Linked DNA regions of Homo sapiens: region 2 is linked to region 1. Evidence: chromatin contacts called from ENCODE Hi-C or POLR2A ChIA-PET data. All regions are on one chromosome and are shown on one strand. The core of a region is the stretch at or near the end of the contact, and the rest is flanking DNA. Distances in the headings are between cores, read along the strand shown. Region 1 overlaps ARMC9 (armadillo repeat containing 9). Region 2 overlaps ARMC9 (armadillo repeat containing 9).

Region 1 (3,438 bases), core at 432-2,931:
ATGCGAATCTCCAATCTCCATAGCAACACCACATTACAGAGTTCACTCCGCCACAGATGCACTTTGCTTGCCAGACTCAAATCCACAGCCATTCTGCTTGGCTTCCAGAAAACTCAGTTAAAATTGACCCTAAAGAAGGCTTAAAAACTGGTCTCCTTACTGAAATTCCAACATTAAAAACCTGTAGAGAAAGACAATTCTTTTATTTGCATTCCCCTTCCCATGTTTATTTGATCTGCAAAACTGGGCCACTTATCAGATTTACATAATGCTCCCAGAAGAAAGCTATGCTCAAAAATGCAGTGTATGCTAGGGGGACATGAGCTGCAGAAACTCAGGAACCAGAGAGAGAAGTTTCTCACCACCTTCCTGCCCCCATTGCCTGGGGGTCCAAAGGCTAGTTCAGAACAGCGACCTGGCAGATTCAACTAACAACTAAGGCAGTTCTCTAGGGTCCAGAGATGCAGGGTATGGTGGTGGTTTTAAAATGCCTGTAGTCTTTGACACACCCTCCTTCCCATCAAGAAGAGGAATGTAATTTCCTTTCTCTGAAGGTGAGGGGGCCTTAGGAATTCACTTGCAAGAAACAGAATGCAGCAGAAATGACTGACTGACTTCAGAGGCTAGGTTAGAAAAAGTGATACAGCTTCCTCCTGGCTCTCTCTGGGGACATTCACCCTTGGAAACCAGGCAACATGCCTGGAGGAAGCCCAGACCACAAGGCCACGCAGGTGTTCTCGTCAAGGGCCTCTGCTGAGACCCCACGTGACAGCCAGCACCGACCACCACTCTGCGTGTGAGTGCCTTGGAGTTGGCCCCAGGCCGCTCCGCCTGACTGCACCTGAGAGACACGCTGAGGGAGAACAGCTTAACTGAGCCCACAGCTCCCAGACCATGCAGGCTCATCATCACCATTATAAGTGAATGTCATTGTTTTGTGCCACCAAGTCGGGATGGTCTGTCAGGCAGCAATGGAACAGTGGGCTGAGGTGTATTTCCAGGAGCTGCAGGGCAAGATCCAAAGTCCCAGTCCAGTTGAAGATGCCAGCTGTGTTGGATGTGAGCAAACTGGCCCGGGACGCACCGTGGCCAGGCCTGGGCCTAGGCTAGCACTGAGAGAGCGGGCCTGCAGAGCTGAGGATGCAGGCTGGGAGTCTTCCTCCACATACTGTACTGGGGGTAGGGCAACCTTGGGGAGCTCCAAGACTCAGGGTGCTCCTGCGACCCTTGGAGCAGTCCAGGTTGATCCCATGGGGCCGTATCTGTAGCCCTGCTCCTCCATGAAGGGCCAGCAGGGCCTGTCCCCTCTGAGCGACAGAAGGGTCAGCATGGCTGGCAGAACCAGTCACACACTTAGAACAGCTGAGCTGGGGATGCTTGAGGCTACCAAGAGCAAAACCAAGCATCCGAAGCCTTCTCAAAGGCTGACGCTGCCAAAGCCATCTTGAGTGACAAACCCAAACCCAAGCTCTCCCTGAGGTTGACAAACCCCATTGCTTATCTGCCAACTCCCTGGTGAGCAAACAGCTAAATAATTTACTAATTAATGCTTCCTTTCTTTAAAAGAGTTTCACTCCCTAAAAAGAAACAGGAAAAAGCAATGGCAGGGAGTTCTGAAATCCTCTCTGGCATGACTCTGCTTTGAAAGGGCAAATGTGCTGGCGCATGGAACAAGATCTCCTGTAGTCACACTCCACCTACTGGGAACTGAGGGTTATGCCATCAATACTCACCAGAGGGATGACATGCATCACAGGCCCTTTCCAGCATCATCATTTAAGCAGCTGTCAAAACGTAGTATCAAAGGCAAAACTGAGGTACAGCGCCCCAACTGGGGCCACCAACTTCATATTAACTACACTTTTTCTCACCTTACTCAAAAGTGAACAGTTCTGGTAAAAACAATTGACCATGGAAAAATAACACTTCATGCTACAAACTGAAGACTGGAATTCCTACTTGGGAATGGAAAATGCTTGATAAGAATGGGTACTCCATATGTCTTCGAAGACCCCAGTTGACTAGTTCAAGGTAAAAGTTAAATATTAAAATAATTAAAATAAATTAAATTAAAAGAACTCTATCCTTACCCATGCTGCCCTACACCTTCTAGGGAAAATGTGCTGCTGCTGCAGTTACCTCCCTTTGGGATGTTATTGGATTCTCTTCATTTCTCCAAGGCTTAGCTACCTGACATGCAAGACGAAGCTAACAATACCAGCCCTCCCGAAAATGGGCCTCAAGGAACTGCAGGTCACTATGACTGCAAAGCCTTTCATAAATATTTAGACTCTTAAAGCCAAAATCATGAATTCTCTCCATCTTTGCACCGATCTTACTACTTCAAACCTGAACTGGCAAAGTTGTTCTTAGACAAATTTAAATCTAGATGATTTACCTTTGTTACTTTGTCCATTCTCCTTCTGGGATGAAAAAGAAGTTCAGGAAAACAGGCATTCAGGGAACGGTACTTGGGGTATCGGACATCCTGTGGCCAATGTGAGAAAGCACCTCAGCATGATGAAACAGAATTCTCGGAGCCGGGAGGGCCAGCTCCAACTGTTGCTGTAAATAGCTAAGCAACTTCTCCATACTGGCCTGACCCACTCCCATTTCAGAAGAAGGCAAGTCCTCTTCTCCCCATTTCAATTATCACTGTCTGAATTCAAGTCTTGCACTATTTCAACAGCCTCCTATCCCCTTCCTATCCCCTTCCAAAGGCCTTCCCCACTGCTACCAAGCCAACTAAAAATGCAAATCTGATTTTATACATAATTCAACTCTAACTTCAATTCAAAGCTTTATCCTAAGGAAATTGATATTGAGGTGAAAACAGCATAGCACAGTATTGCTAAGACCACAGACTCTGGAGCCAGACTGCCTGGGTTCAAATCTCAGTTCCCACACGTCTGGCTGCATGACTGAAGACAGTTACTTAACATGTTTCTTTTCCCTTAATTTGTCTTAAACTTTTCCTTAGTATTTTGGTAATAGCTTTATTCACGTACTGTATAATTCACCTATTTAAAGTGTACCTTTCAGGCCAGTGTGGTGGCTCACGCCTGTAATCCCAGCAATTTGGGAGGCTGAGGCGGGTGGATTACCTGAGATCAGGAGTTTGAGACCAGCCTGGCCAACATGGCAAAACCCTGTCTCTGCTAAAAATGCAAAAATCAGCCAGGTTTGGTAGTGGGTGCCTGTAATCCCAGTTACTTGGGAGGCTGAGGCAGGAGAATCGCTTGAACCTGGGAGGCGGAGGTTGCAGTGAGCCAAGATCACGCCATTTCACTCCAGCATGGGTGACAAGAGCAAAATTCTGACTCAATCAATCAATCAATCATCAATCAATGTGTACATTTCAATGGTTTTCAGTATTTTCAGAGTTATGCAACCATCACTACAATCAATTTTAGAACATTTTCATCATCCTCCAAAAGA
Region 2 (3,266 bases), core at 411-2,910, 70 kb before region 1:
TGCAGCCTCCGCCTCCCAGGTTCAGGTGATTCTCGTGCCTCAGCTTCCCTAGTAGCTGGGATTACAGGCGCACGCCACCATGAACCAGCTAATTTTTGTATTTTTAGTAGAGATGGGGTTTCACCATGTGGGCCAGGCTGGTCTCAAGTGATCCGCCCACCTCGGCCTCCCAAAGTGTTGAGATTGCAGGTGTGAGCCACCGTGCCTGGCCCCATTAGAACCATTTTATCTTTAGAGTTGCTAAGCAGCTAACTGAAAACAGTGGTTTCATTTTTCTGTGTTTTGGGTCTAAATATTAAATGAAAGAACATTTACACTGCTAAGCAAGATAAGGTATGACTCCAACACCTTGCAAATAATTTTGCTGTCTCCTTCAGAGCTGTCACCTTGGGAAGTGATAACCACATTCCAACAACAGTGCTACTTCTCAAAGGATTCTTAGAAATTTTCTTTAGCCTAAGATCTGTCACTCTCTTTTTTCCCTCCAACTTTGAAAGACAGTTATAAACGTAATGCTAGCCTCCGGTGAAAGCTGAGTAAAATCCAGGCAAGACCGGCTGTGCCCGGACTGCCCCGGCTGGCACCGGTGATGCGCAGTGAGGCTTACCTGGGAGAAGGAGCCCCCATCTGCTGCCCGGGGTTCATCACAGAGTCCCATTTGGCCCAAATGACAGATCTTTTCCTTATAATTTTCCAACTAAACCTCTTCTAGAAATCTTCTGAAAATTCTAGTTATCACAAGTATTTTCAAACATCAACCTCTTAAAAGAGTAGCAAAAGTCCAGAAAATTATAAGACTTCTGTATTTGTTCATTTACAGTAGACAATTGCTTTCAGAATGAAATTTCCAGAAATTGAGTTCTCATCATTAACTAGAACAGTTGAACAAAATGAATTTTCCCTTATAAGATAAAAACAGGATTTATAGCAAAAACAAAGCAAAATGAAAAACCAAAGCAAACCGAAAAACCCAAAGGGATGATACAAGAAGGGAAGAAAACAGATCTCGAGACAAACTTTAGGACACAATGAAAAAAAGTTGTTAAAAACAAATAATTAAATATTAATTTAAACTATCATTTAGAATGATATTGAAGGGCCAGGCACAAAGGTGGTGACTCATTATAATCAAGAGAAGGCTGCCCAAGTCCGGGAACTGCCTAGGGGCTGGCAAACAATGGCCCACGAGTCAGGTGCCTGCTTTCCTATGCTCGCCAGCTAAGAATGATTTTTGTGTTTTTAAGTATTTGAAAGAATATTTAATGACATGCAAAAATTGTATGAAATTCAAATTTTTAGCGTCCATAAATAGTTTTACAGGAACACAGCCACGTTCAGCCACTTATGTACTGCTGACAGCCACCGTGTTACAATGGCAGAATTGAGTGGTTGGAACAGAGACTGTGTGGCCTGCAAGCCCTAAAATAGTTCCTATCTTTTCCTTTACACAAAGTGTCTGCCGACTCCTGTTCTAAACCCAATTTTACCACCATCAACTCTCTGTGTGAGCTCAAGCTGGTGTTTTTCCCTCTGCCTCCACCTTTGTAAACAAAGGGGCCTGGAGAAGATGATAGGGGCCAGGACCCCTATCTGGAGGTCAAGCTCTGCACTGCTGGACAAGGCAGGAAGAGCCAGCAGGAGCACGTACCCGCTGATGCCACCTGCAGCCTGTGAAGAAAACGGCAGCCACAGAGGCCGCCTGCTGAGGAAGCATCTCCCAGCAGATCTTAGCAGATCCTCTCTGGCAGGGGCTCTTAAATACCTCTTTCCCAACTGATGCCATCAGTGATCAAAAACCTGGCTTTTACACATTTTACAAGCTGATAGGCCACGACTCCAAACAAAAAAACATCCTCTGACATCCACTTTTTCAGTGAATGCTCCCCCCAAAATAGATGAAAATGTTCCAGCATTCACTGCAGGAGTAACTGCTCCCTGCAAATGAAGGCAGGCAAATCAAGGATGACCAGAGGGGACAACAGGTCTTTTCTTCCTAGGTATCTGAAGGAAAACCATGTAAAATCTTGTCATCTGAAAATCCAACTACAGTCCCTGAGTCACCATTCTTTACATCATTTCAGAGACTCGCATACATTAACTTCTAAACCTTCATGCTCTAAAACACCAGGCAAGTAGATTTTTCACAGCTGAGGAAACACAAGTCAAAAGAATGCAAATAACAGAGAAAACTGGTCAGTTCCGTTAGCTCTGAACTAAACCCAGGACCCCTCACGCCAGAGACTCTCGCCAGGCGCCTACACGCCCAGCACTCCCACCGGTGAGGAAGACAGGCCGAGGCTCGTGCCCCTTCAGAGCAAAAGCTCACACAGAAGAATGGTCATTGTTCAGCTTCCCATGAAACTCGAATGACATGCAATGCTGCGTCTCTGCTGTGAACCCAATGAGTGTGGGAGTCTTCAAACATGGCCGCTGGGCTCCCCACATGAGACCCCAAGTGAGACCCGAACCACCACCCAGCTGAGCTTTAGCCAACCCTCAGAATTGTGAGAAATAGTGTAGCAGGAATGAAAAATCTCCATTTCTGGACTAACTTGTCAAGGCAGGAAAGAGAGAATAGTTTGGTATGGGTTTTCTATGTGGTGTCAAGAACCTCCAACTTACTTCATCATCTTCATCTTCATCATCATCAGATTCAAGAACACCATCTGGTAGCTCTTCTATAAAGAAAAAAAGAATCAATGAATAATGGATAAACAGTGGGAGCCTTGGTCCACAGAATCTGTCAGCCTCTGCAGAGACATAAACACCTTAATGAGAATGAGGTTACATCAAAGTCATCATGCTCCTAACCATCCTAATCACAACCATTTCAGTCACTGTCTGAGATCATCCTAAGCAATTTTAAATAGTAAATCTCTCCATTTTTACCAGAACATGATTATAGTAGCATGGGGAAAATTAAAAGCCAGCATATAATTTTAGGGGAATTTAGGGAAAAGTAAGTAAATATTTATTTCAAGGCATCATGCTAGATTCTGCCATACCCGTTATTTCACTTAATCCTTACAAATATGTTGTTGACTATTATCCCCCATTTTACAGAGAGGCACAGAGAGGAAAGAGAGACTTCTTGGTCTCACTTCCAGTAAGTGGCAGGCAGCTGAGATTCAAGCCGAGTCTATCTCTAAACTCCATGATTTTTCCACGGGCGGTATGGGTGGTGGTCATGGCAGGTAGGGTTCCTGAAGGCTCTGTGGTTCATCGCTAGGTCTTTTTAAGAATTTACAAAAGAGCAGTAAGTTGGT

The links. Hi-C counts contacts between places; a loop is a spot of excess contacts on that map. ChIA-PET counts read pairs that join two places held with the same protein, here RNA polymerase II (POLR2A). Pooled maps may share reads with other maps.
Region 2: a loop to region 1 is called in a map of dorsolateral prefrontal cortex, with 3 times the contacts of the local background. The contact joins two enhancer-like sites. A Hi-C loop is called at or near these places in 17 of 168 maps with a recorded cell type or tissue (B cell, Caco-2, Calu3 and 13 more), 29 of 37 single-sample maps with no recorded cell type and 23 of 50 pooled maps. POLR2A ChIA-PET finds 5 or more read pairs at or near these places in 3 of 52 experiments (GM12878, H1 and OCI-LY7).

What each region holds. Positions count from the first base shown.
Region 1 is chr2:231,225,759-231,229,196 of GRCh38, reverse strand. It overlaps ARMC9 (armadillo repeat containing 9), which reads right to left. Exons shown (of 25, transcript NM_001352754.2): 7 at 2,399-2,423. Among named protein-coding and RNA genes, the nearest start is that of ARMC9, 29 kb to the right of the region's middle. RefSeq lists an enhancer at 744-813. Within about 2 kb of position 1,681, at least 7 of the 41 ENCODE cell types and tissues checked have a DNase peak (open chromatin) inside an H3K27ac peak, as active enhancers do; they include dorsolateral prefrontal cortex, where a contact is called at or near this core.
Region 2 is chr2:231,295,610-231,298,875 of GRCh38, reverse strand. It overlaps ARMC9 (armadillo repeat containing 9), which reads right to left. Exons shown (of 25, transcript NM_001352754.2): 19 at 2,623-2,678. Among named protein-coding and RNA genes, the nearest start is that of MIR4777, 65 kb to the left of the region's middle. Within about 2 kb of position 1,660, at least 4 of the 41 ENCODE cell types and tissues checked have a DNase peak (open chromatin) inside an H3K27ac peak, as active enhancers do; they include dorsolateral prefrontal cortex, where a contact is called at or near this core.